3 separate regions of the Homo sapiens genome follow, and all the other regions are linked to region 2. A link is a contact called in ENCODE Hi-C or POLR2A ChIA-PET data. All regions are on one chromosome and are shown on one strand. The core of a region is the stretch at or near the end of the contact, and the rest is flanking DNA. Distances in the headings are between cores, read along the strand shown. Region 1 holds the start of PCNX1 (pecanex 1). Region 2 holds the start of SRSF5 (serine and arginine rich splicing factor 5). Region 3 holds the start of MAP3K9 (mitogen-activated protein kinase kinase kinase 9).

Region 1 (3,644 bases), core at 441-2,940, 1.1 Mb before region 2:
TTAGGGAAGAATTGGGTGTCCTCACCTTTTGCACTTCTCATAGTGGTCCTCCGGGATTTTCTAACTCAGCACCCTGTCTCTAGCTCCACAAAGAACCTCAAAGTTAGCAGAAATACATTCAAAGGAATTCTCCTAAAATAAAAAGTTCAGATCCTTTCCTCCCCTCTGACTACTTTAAAATTTTATATGAAGCCTTAAGTAACATCTCTGTCCACACGAGTTTCCCTAACGCCCCACCCTAACCTGTGCTTTAGAAACTGCGCTTAACAACTTTCAATGTTGCTTTAAAAACACAGATGATTCAGAGAAGCTGATCGCACCGAATTCAGCAACAGGCAGTACTCTCTCTCCCTACTCCTATCCGCCAAAGGCCTTGAACCAAGCCAAACAAATCTGCTGAAATGCCAGCCAGATTCCCCGTTATCTCCCCGCTCCCTCCCCCCAGGGAGGCCAGGAAGCACCACGGCCACCGGCCACGGGGCCGAACAGAGAAGAACCGCTGCGAAGCACAACAACGGTTTTTTAGAGGCAGGAGGGTTCCGAGCCGGGTTTTCAGCCACCACCCAGGACCCCTGGAGGACGAGCCCGGACGACCCCCACACACACTCGGAGCAGAGCCGCACGGTCCCCCGCGCTCCCGGGGCTCCGCACGCGGATTAGCGGCGAGGCGGCGGGCGGCCTCTCCCGGGAGCCCCGGACGAGGGCCGCGGCGGGGGCGGGCAGTGCCGGATGCCGGGCGCCCGAGGAACCCAGCGTGCCAAGGATGGATGCGGCGTCCCCTAAAGCCGCAGAGCGCTCGGCGCCTGCCACACAGCCCCACGGGCGGGGGGCCCCGGCGGGGACGGCCTAGCCGAGTGGCCGCAGGAGGGAACCCCGAGAAGGGGCCTAGGACGCTGCCGCTTCCCAGTGAGCGGGCGGGGGCGGCCGGCGCGGGTTGCCGTGGGCTCGTTGCTCGTGTCACCTCCGAAACCAGGAAAGCCCCGAAGAGAGGAGTGGGAGCACGCAGTGGGGGCGGGGAGCCTCACACCGAGAGGGTGGCGGCCCCCGGGGGACGAGACCCCGTGGAAGAGGAAGAGGGCGCGACCCCAGCATCTCCCCACCGGCTCGCGGGGAAGGAGCCACCCGCTCCCCGCCCCCACACTCACCATGTAGAGGGTGAAGGGCAGGCCCAGCAGAAAGAGCCACAGGTAGAGGTGCAGCGCGTTCACGAAGGTGGCCTGGTGCGGGTCGTAGTACCAGCCCCCGCTGAGCGCGGCCCACACCCCCTGTCGGAGGATCTGCAGCGTCTGCGACCCCATCCCCACCCGGCGCCGCCGCCGTCGCCGCCGCCGCCGCCGCCGTCCCCGCCCCGGCCCCAGCTCGGCCTCGGTCGCCGGAGCCTGCAGCTGCCCCGTCTATCCACCTCCGGAGCTCCGGGTGAGCGAGCCGGCGCTTCGGCGGTCGCTGGTGCTGCTGCAGGAGGAGGAGGAGGCAGCAAACGAGGAGGAGGAGACCCGAGAGGAGGAGGCGGCGAGCGGCGGGGCGGAGGACGGCGGAGAGGAGGAGACCGGCCTTCTGAGAGCCGCCGCCATCTTGTCTCCTAACACCCGGAGCCGCGGCCCGGCCCCCGCCACCCGCGGCCCGCCAGCGCCCCCACTGCCGCCGCCGCGACCCCCGCCGGCCGCCAGCCCTGGGCCAGGCAGAGAAAGAGGCCCGGCGCCAGGGAGCGACCGAGAGGAAGCCGCGCCCCCTCCAGCTCCTCCTCTCCGCTCCCTCCGCCCCCTGGGCCGGCTACGGTGCGCGCCGCGCCTGGTCCGCCGCGGGCGCCTCCTGCCGACGTCCGGGAGAAGCGCGCGTCAACGCGGCCGGGGTTCAGGGCCCCGGGGGCTGCGGAGGTGGCTGAGACGCGGCTGGCTGGTCCGGAGGACCCCATTCTGCCCCTGGTAGGCCCCCTGGCAAGTTCGCCTACGAGTCTCTAAACGGGGTCTTTCTGACTCCGAAACTAACAGATCTTGACTCCAGAAAAGCGTCCTGCCTGTCATTTATGATATTTGTGAAAGACCTAGGAACAACTGAAGCTAACACCTGAGATACTGAAGGCCTGGAAGAGTTAGGTACGGCTGATGACACTGTTGAAAAGTCATAAACGCACCCAAGTTGAGCAAGAACTGTGTTGGCCCGTGTGTGAGAAAAAATAGCCACGTCCAGACTGGGAGAATTTACTACTTCCAAAGACAAGTTAATAGAAGCGGCACAGGACATGGAAGTATGGAGTGGACAGGTTACCATTTGTACGCGGTGATTGTATTTTTAAATGTGCTGTAACTAGCAGCCATTTTTATTAATGGGCCAATCTAAACAGGGTTGAAAAAGATTAACCGTGACGCCACCCCAAATTACAATAGGGTCTTGTAGATCTCTTTTTATAGCTGTAAAAACGGAATCATTCTTGGCTCTGTGTAATGTTTATAAGGCGTGTCTGATCTCACTGAATAAAATTTTATAGAAAAGTTTGAAATTTGAGTTTATTGAAGTTTGGCTTTTATGGCAATAAAAGTACTGTGTATTCCCAGATTACAGTTGCTATAATTAATGAGGGAAACAAGAGCCAAAGGAAACTGGTGATATTTTAAGAAGAGTAATGAAAAACCGTTACAATACCTCCCAGTGCCATACCACTTTATAGTTGCTCAGACACTATCACACCCATTCCATTCAGACCTCAGGACAACCCTTTGAGGGCAGCATAGCAGCTATTGTTATTTTATGGATGAGAAAACCTGTAAACTCAAGTAAGTGATTGGCCAAATGCTTATGGCCACTTATTGCTCATAAGCAATAAGTGGTTGAGAACTCTAAAACCAGCAGTCATGCTAACTGCATGCACTGAACTTTGGAAGTTCATTTCTCAAGGCTCTCCACCTTATTATCCATTTCAGGTAAAAGTTTGAATTGATTAAGAACAGTTCAGCACCTTCTGGTTATCTGTGACCAGCTTAAATACATGACCAGTTTTCGTCAAAGTGCAAATTCTTAGGGCATCATTCTATAGACACTCTGTGGGGTGGTACCCAGCAATCTGTTTTAACAAGTCCTCCGGAGGATTCTAATGTAGCTTACCACTGTAGAACACCACACCATCCCTAGCCTTGATTTGTTTATGTCCTTATAACCACAAAGCCACTGAGTTCCAGTAAGATACCTTGAAATTGAGAGCTGTGAGTAAACACTGGACAAAATATACTTTAAAATATATTTGTATATCTAAAAGCAAAATTATGATTAAATAATGCAATTTTACAATTAAAATAGTGGCCTTGAAGCTGGTGTCATAGATACCAGCTATTGTCAAGTTTTCATTTGTTTCCCCTAAAGGAGACAGGAAAGCTCTCTGGGAAGGTTTTGGAAGTAATCCCAACCTTTCCAACACAAAGAAAGATGTAAACAAGGATAAAATTCCAATACCACATCAGTTTCCACAACAGCAAAGATCCGCTATGGTTTAATATAAAAGGATTAACTGTAATGAGGGTGAGGTGGATGGGGAGAAATGGAAACTAGAACCAGATACATCCGTGGAATCGGAGGCCAACCCAGCTGGCGTGATAAACGTTCAGCCAGAATGCAGTATCTGGAGGATATGGAACCGGCAGCAGGCCAGGAAG
Region 2 (3,448 bases), core at 821-3,320:
CGATTTTCTGTTCTTACAGGTGGAGCATTTCTGAGGAAGAAAATTCGTATTCACAATGGAAGAAATGCAATGACAGCACTTGTGTTCAACTGTGGGCAAGTTCAAGCCATCAGATATCACAAGCCATTCTAATGACTTCCGTCAATAGATTTGTGTTCTATGACTCATATAGATTCATCAAGAACAACTGGCTAACGTGGGAATAGAAGAACAGATTATACGGCAGGACCCAAAATCATCACTGCTAATGACTCCTGAATCTTAAATGCTACCCCTACAATAATTGTTCAATGCAGCCATCCACCCTTCACATACCGTCTATCATTTCGAGGTCTGCGACTACTAAAACGGTCAGAGTATCGTCCTCTACCTCTTCCACCTCGTGACCGAGCCCTAGCATGTTCAATAGTAACCCTACAAAAAGGGAAGAAAAATCTCCGTTACACACTTAAGCTACATAAATCTACTTAGAAAAATATGCCAGCAGACCCAGTCTGCTCTATGTCCCAGGGTTATCTAGTTACACAGGAATCTCACCTTTCACTACAGAGTTCTTTTCCATCAAGCTCATACACAGCATCATCTGCATCCCTTGGATCCTCAAATTCCTAAAATGTAAGCATAAGACTCTTAACATTGGCTTTAGAAGAGTATTCTACAACACATTAAGAGCACTGAAATCAGGAGACAGAATGGGAAGAGTATCTTAACGACACTGCCATACAGTCAAACCTAATCAAGGAGCCACTGGGAGTGGGGTTCCAGTGAGCCGGCAAGTTAAAGTTGTTTTCAGCCTCAATAAAATTCAGACATAAGGCTGGGTAACATTTTCTGAAGGCAAATATTCCACCCGGACTCAAGATCGAAAACAACTGCTTATCAAAACTCTACCTACTTAGCAGATAATTCACCCAGTTCTAAATACTTACCACAAAACCAAAGCCTCTTTTCAGATCAATATCTCTTATCCGTCCATATCCCTTGAAGAATCTTTCCACGTCCTTCTCCCTGGCCGCTGGATTTAGTCTCCCGATGAATACCCGACAGCCACTCATGATGTCCGGCTAGTACTTCCTATTAGAAAGTAATTCAATCGAGATAATAGCAATGACTGTCACAGAGAAACGCCTGATTAAACAATCAAAAACATCAACGGCATAAAATGTTTACACAGTGATGTTATGAACGAGATTGCCAACAGAGCCTCTAATGAGGCCAGGTTACCTGCAGACAAAATGAAAACCCAGCTCCCTCCCAACACGGTCCGCTACTGGGCCCAGACCGCAGCAACCGCAACGCCCACTGCCACCTTTCCAACTGCGCAGCCGCACACTCTCCGGGCTCTCCGGCCCCCTCCCATCTGCCGCAGTTAGGAAAGGCCGAGAAGTGCGGGCGGAGCCGCCCGCGCCCTCCGCAAAGCCAGCCCAATGGCGGCCTCGCGGGCGCGTCACAGCGGGTGGAAGCCAGAATCTCGCGACGCCTCGACCGCGCCTGCGCCAACAGCAGCGGGCGGGCGCTCTGCGGCCACAAAATGGCGGCGGTGGAATCAAAGGCAGCAGAGCTGCGCGTGCCAAATTCCCTCTTCCCTTCTCCTCCCAGCAACCCCCTTCTCGGGGGTCACTGCGGCCGCCCTACAAAAGGCCCAGCCGCATCGCCAGCAAAGTCAGGGAGATCCCGGCCCACTATTCTACGTGTCCAGGAGATGAAGACATTAAGACTGGCAGGGACGGGCGCACAACCGCTGTGTAAAAACGACCCGAACAGTGACCGCCCTTTCACCTCAGTACCCCTCAAACAGTATGCCAAAAGGGAGACGTGCCCCAGCGCCCACCTCGAATCAACTGCGCTCATTAGACGCCATCCTCCGCAAAGAGAGCAGCCCCGGCCGCTCACGATCTGAGCGGCCATGAAGAAGCCTCGATCCGAGAAGGCTTGCCCTCAAAGTGAGCCACTCACCTACCGGACGGGGTCTTTGGCGGCTGAGACCCAGACAGGTCCGTAGTCTGCGACGGAGTCGTCGACCTCCACGCAGACCAGGACTTAACTCGTCTACGCCACTCCACAACTGACGCACTTAGCAGCTCTGGCGCTCCACAAAATGGAGGGCGCGTCCTACGTCACTTCCGGGGACGCCCCTGGGCCTTGGGTCCACCCCGTTGGACCTAGGGAAGACGGAAGTTTTGGGAGGGCCGGAAATTTAGGAGGATGTGGGCCTCTCTGACACTGCGAGTGACCGAACCCTGCTCCCGCGGTGGGTGGGGTCGGGGGCGAGAACTCGTTTGGGCTCGGCCGGCTGGTGCCGGAGTCTGGAGGGACATCTGTTGACGTCGTTCGCCCCTGCTAAGTCCTTGGCGTTCGGTTCATCATCATCTCTCCCAGAAGAGTCTCCTGAGAAAAGTGGCAACCCTTCTTGTATCTAAAGTTTTTCTTAGACACCCAGAAGATTACTAATTAGGAGAAACTTAGCTTTGCAGAAATACCTGGCCTTTCCTTAGCTCTTGCTGCTTGCAATTTAAATTTGCCCTCAAAGCAGGGAGCTCCTAGATGTTCGAGTTCTTTTTTCAACCATGCCACAGCTGTGTGGTTTTGTTGTGGTGAGAAGACTAAGGCACTGAAGTATTTTTTAAATGAAAGGATTTTCACTGATGAAATGTTGAAAATGGGACTGCAGCTAGAAGGCTGTCTTGAATTGAGGCTGGAATACAGATTTCTGCATGTCCGTCACTCTGGGAGAGTGGCTGGAAGAGGTTTCAAGCTGTTTTTTGTTGTTTTTTTTGAGACAGTCTTGCTCTGTCGCCCAGGCTGGAGTGCAGTGGCGCGATCTGGGCTCCGCCTCCCGGGTTCACGCCATTCTTCTGCCTCAGCCTCCCGAGTAGCTGCGACTACAGGCGCCCGCCACCACACCGGCTAATTTTTTTGTATTTTTAGTAGAGACGGGGTTTCACCGTGTTAGCCGGGATGGTCTCGATCTCCTGACCTCGTGATCGGCCCGTCTCGGCCTCCCAAAGTGCTGGGATTACAGGCATGAGCCACCGCGCCCGGCCTCAAGCTGCTTTTAAGTCCAAATGGTATTTGGTTAATCCTCTCCGTTCAGATTTCTGTAATGTAACACATGAAAGTTTACAATTCTTTAGAAACAGACAATGCCGTGCTTTCAAAGTGGGTGTAAAACACAGCCCTCCATATTAACTCCCGCGTTGTCCCGATAAGGTTGGTAGACCTAGAAACTTAGGCATAAAGAGATTGCTTAACTTCGCTTTAATGCTTTTATGTAGAACCCAGTGCACCCCATTTTTGAGAAGTGCCTGGAATGTGGAGTTGCATGCTTGCAACTAGAGTTAAACAGAGAAAAAGTAGTTCCGGAAGGAGAGCAACTGACCCTTAACTCGACCTCAGGGGCCTTTAGGCACTCAGAACTGAAACTTGGATAGTTTGTAAGGGATAAGCT
Region 3 (3,390 bases), core at 594-3,093, 1.0 Mb before region 2:
CCTTTTTCAAGACCTACTCTGGATGCTTTTTAGAACAAGCCTCATCTCTCTTCTTCAAGACCTCAAATGTGTGCTATGACTATACAGTGTAGTCATATTGATGAGCGAACCACAGAATGTTCAAACTATGAGGACACAGGATATCTTCCAGTTCACTCCCCTCACTTTAAGAGTACAGTGTTAGGACACCTGCCTGAAGTCATGCAGCTGCCTAGTTATCTTTCCAAATTGCCCCGCTGTCTTTAGTTTGTGTAATAATAAACCCCAAACTAAAATTCAACAAAAGCACTCACCCTTGCTAAATAAATCATGTCTATTCCTACCACTGAAGGGGAAAAGGTAACAAAGTTTGGTAGAAGTTGGGCTAGATCCTTCAGCACTGGCTTATTTAGAAATTTCAGAGGACTAGGTGAGGTGGCTAAGGCCTGTAATCCTAGCACTTTGGGAGGCCGAGGCAGGTGGATGACTTCAGCCCAGAGTTCAAGACGAGCCTGTACTTCCAGCTACTCGGGAGGGTGAGGTGGGAGGATGGCTTGAGCCTAGGATGTTGAGGCTGCAGTGAGCCGAGATTGCGCCACTGCACTCTGGCCTGGACAACAAACTGAGACCCTGGAAGAAAAGAAAAGAAAAGAAAGGAAAAGAAAAGAAAAGAAAAGAAAAGAGAAAAAAAGATCAGAGAACCTTTCTTACTGGAAGTCAACGTTGCCACGACAGGATTAAAGCAAGAAGAAACATTATGGGCCTCCTATCTCGTCCTTAATGTTCAAAACGCAGGGTATAGCAAAGCATATAGGAAGAGGTCGTCCTCACTCGTGAACTCAGCATCGGGTTCTACGTTTATTCTGCTTTGGTTCTTCTTAATCTGACCTCTATAGACTTCGCCACGATCCAAGGTGTAATTCCAACAGGCAAAAGAAGTCTAAGGATTGTCGAAAAGGTGGCTCCCTTCAGACAGACCAAGCCCAATTCATGGCAGCGTTCCCAGCCCCAGTTTGAAGCTCAGTAAGGTGGTCTCTTGCCTTTCTGAATTCTGAAAAAAGAGTGGTATTGGAATCTCTTCTTACCGGAACCCAGGAGAGGGCGAGCTGTGGTGCAGTCCTCATAAAGGGGAGAACTGTAGTTTTCAGAGTTCTAATGAACATCCCAATGGGCCTAAAAGGCTTCAATAAGAGATGAAAGGTTCCGGGTGAGAGTGGGCGTGGGCGAAGCTGATCCCTCTAGGTCGGACTAAGGCAGAGCCAGATCCAAGAGGGAGAATCCAACTGTAAAAGGGATCTGGGGAAGAAAGAGCTCTGTTGGGGGTGCAGCCGGATGAAGAACACCGGTGCTGCTCAGTGCAGCCCCTACCCATCCATGGCAAACAAAGGCAGCTGCCTCCCTTCCAGCCTTTTAGTTTGAATGAAGGCTCAGTATTACCTTTTAGGATCCACCCTTCCCTTCTCACGCACCCAATGAGGCCGGAGCCTCTTCCTGCCGGGAGGTGCTGAACTCTCCCAGGAAACGGACAGGTGCCGCGAGCCAATGGAGGGAGCTGCGGCGGGCCAGTGGGCGGGAAGAGTGGGTCGACCTGGGTTTGAGAATGACAGAGCCCGCAATGGGGGAGGGCACGGTGCGACGGCGGCGCAGGGGGTGAGAGGGACCTGCGAGACGGCCAGCTAGGCTGCCCCAACCACGGCGGAGGAACCGGGGACTGGGCGGCCGCAGCCAATGGGAAGGCAGCGGGCGCGGGGCGGGGCGGGCGTGGGGCGGAGCCCCCTGGGGTCCGCAGGGCTGGGGCGGAGCCAGGCCCGCGTCAGGTGGTCCCGGCGAGCTGGCGGTGCGGGGGGCGGGGCACGGCACGGCGCGGAGAGGAGAGCGGCGGCCGGCTGGCAGCGGCGGGCACCGGCTGCGCGAGCAGGTACCGGCGGCAGAGGTGACGAGGCCGCCCCCGGGGGGGCGAGCGGGCAGGCGGGGACTCGGCCCGCTGCGCCCCTAGGCTGCGCGAAGAGCTCGCGCTCGGCGCTCTTCTCGTACCGCGGTAACAGCGCCGGCGAGCCGGCTCTCCCAGCCCTGCCAGCCCGGGCCCTACCTGCGGCCGCCGTCGTTGGGGGGGGGTCCTCCCAGCTCTGCGGAGGCGCATGAACAATAGGCGGCGGCGGCTCCTGCGGGCGGCGGCGGCCCCGCACCCTATGGATCGGCCGCTCCATGGAGCCCTCCAGAGCGCTTCTCGGCTGCCTAGCGAGCGCCGCCGCTGCCGCCCCGCCGGGGGAGGATGGAGCAGGGGCCGGGGCCGAGGAGGAGGAGGAGGAGGAGGAGGAGGCGGCGGCGGCGGTGGGCCCCGGGGAGCTGGGCTGCGACGCGCCGCTGCCCTACTGGACGGCCGTGTTCGAGTACGAGGCGGCGGGCGAGGACGAGCTGACCCTGCGGCTGGGCGACGTGGTGGAGGTGCTGTCCAAGGACTCGCAGGTGTCCGGCGACGAGGGCTGGTGGACCGGGCAGCTGAACCAGCGGGTGGGCATCTTCCCCAGCAACTACGTGACCCCGCGCAGCGCCTTCTCCAGCCGCTGCCAGCCCGGCGGCGAGGACCCCAGTTGCTACCCGCCCATTCAGTGTAAGGCGAAGGCGGGGCCGGGCGGGGAGGGGGAATGACGGAGGCCTGGGGGGCGGTCGGGGAAGGGGGGAGCACTGCGCGAGGGCTGGGATGAGGGCGGGGGGTGGGGAGGACGATTGACCTGGGTGTGGGTGGCGCGCGCTTAGGCTGCCCGGGCTTTGCTTGCTGGATAAGCTCGAGACGCCTCAGGCCCTGCCCGCACTTCAGACGCTTGGGCTTCTTCACCTTCAGTTGGCCACCTCAGCAGTGGCTCCCGATTTCCACATCCTGAAGTCCCAGTCTGAGAATTTGCCAGTTTCCCAGTCCCTTCTCTTACCCACCCCCCCGCCGCCCCCCATTCCCAATCTGGAAGTGTTTATGGCAAGATGGTGGTTAGTGTCCTAGCCTTAGTCCCCAAATCAGGGACCTTGCCACCACCTCTTCTAACGCCTGTCCCCGCCTCCTAAAGGCATTTGCTTTCAAAGAGATGGGGGTGTCTCCGCAGGGCTGAGCTGGCTCACAAGTCCCGGAAGCATGTGTGAACTCAAGGCTCAGTTGCCTGTAAAATGTCGGGTTGATTTCTTGGATCCTATTTCTTATATCTCAGAAGTTGTACCTTTAGGAGTCTCACTGATTAATGTGCTAAGAGGGATGTGTGTGTTGAGAGTGGGGGTGAGACAAGTGATGATTAGAGAGGAAAAAGTATGTCGTTCCCCCATGGGAGATCAGGATTGCAAGGTACAGTGGCTGAATCCCAGTCCTTTGACAGTGAGGCTGTTTGGGAAATACATTTTCTTCTTTCTTCTCATTCTAGATCCTTG

The links. A loop is a pair of places that touch in the nucleus more often than their neighbours do. ChIA-PET counts read pairs that join two places held with the same protein, here RNA polymerase II (POLR2A). Pooled maps may share reads with other maps.
Region 1: a map of endothelial cell of umbilical vein shows a loop between it and region 2 (34-fold over the local background). The contact joins the promoter of PCNX1 here to the promoter of SRSF5 in region 2. A Hi-C loop is called at or near these places in 3 of 168 maps with a recorded cell type or tissue (B cell, ascending aorta and endothelial cell of umbilical vein) and 14 of 50 pooled maps. POLR2A ChIA-PET finds 5 or more read pairs at or near these places in 1 of 52 experiments (activated CD4-positive, alpha-beta memory T cell).
Region 3: a map of PC-9 shows a loop between it and region 2 (8-fold over the local background). The contact joins the promoter of MAP3K9 here to the promoter of SRSF5 in region 2. A Hi-C loop is called at or near these places in 4 of 168 maps with a recorded cell type or tissue (B cell, CD8-positive, alpha-beta T cell, PC-9 and 1 more), 3 of 37 single-sample maps with no recorded cell type and 15 of 50 pooled maps. POLR2A ChIA-PET finds 5 or more read pairs at or near these places in 2 of 52 experiments (activated CD4-positive, alpha-beta memory T cell and activated CD8-positive, alpha-beta T cell).

What each region holds. Positions count from the first base shown.
Region 1 is chr14:70,905,505-70,909,148 of GRCh38, reverse strand. It overlaps PCNX1 (pecanex 1), which reads right to left and starts at 1,690. Exons shown (of 36, transcript NM_014982.3): 1 at 1,146-1,690. The coding sequence starts at 1,298. RefSeq lists silencers at 538-877, 1,038-1,377, 1,598-1,787.
Region 2 is chr14:69,765,764-69,769,211 of GRCh38, reverse strand. It overlaps SRSF5 (serine and arginine rich splicing factor 5), which reads right to left and starts at 2,070. Exons shown (of 8, transcript NM_001320214.2): 1 at 1,957-2,070; 2 at 930-1,074; 3 at 538-608; 4 at 316-414; 5 at 1-30. The coding sequence starts at 1,055. LOC100289511 (a long non-coding RNA gene) reads left to right here and starts at 1,499. Exons shown (of 1, transcript NR_029378.1): 1 at 1,499-2,929. RefSeq lists enhancers at 1,144-1,193, 1,190-1,954, 2,064-2,113, 2,154-2,203.
Region 3 is chr14:70,807,966-70,811,355 of GRCh38, reverse strand. It overlaps MAP3K9 (mitogen-activated protein kinase kinase kinase 9), which reads left to right and starts at 1,843. Exons shown (of 12, transcript NM_001284230.2): 1 at 1,843-2,590. The coding sequence starts at 2,185. It overlaps MAP3K9-DT (MAP3K9 divergent transcript), which reads right to left and starts at 2,572. Exons shown (of 2, transcript NR_184164.1): 1 at 2,069-2,572. RefSeq lists a silencer at 1,642-2,281 and an enhancer at 3,222-3,281.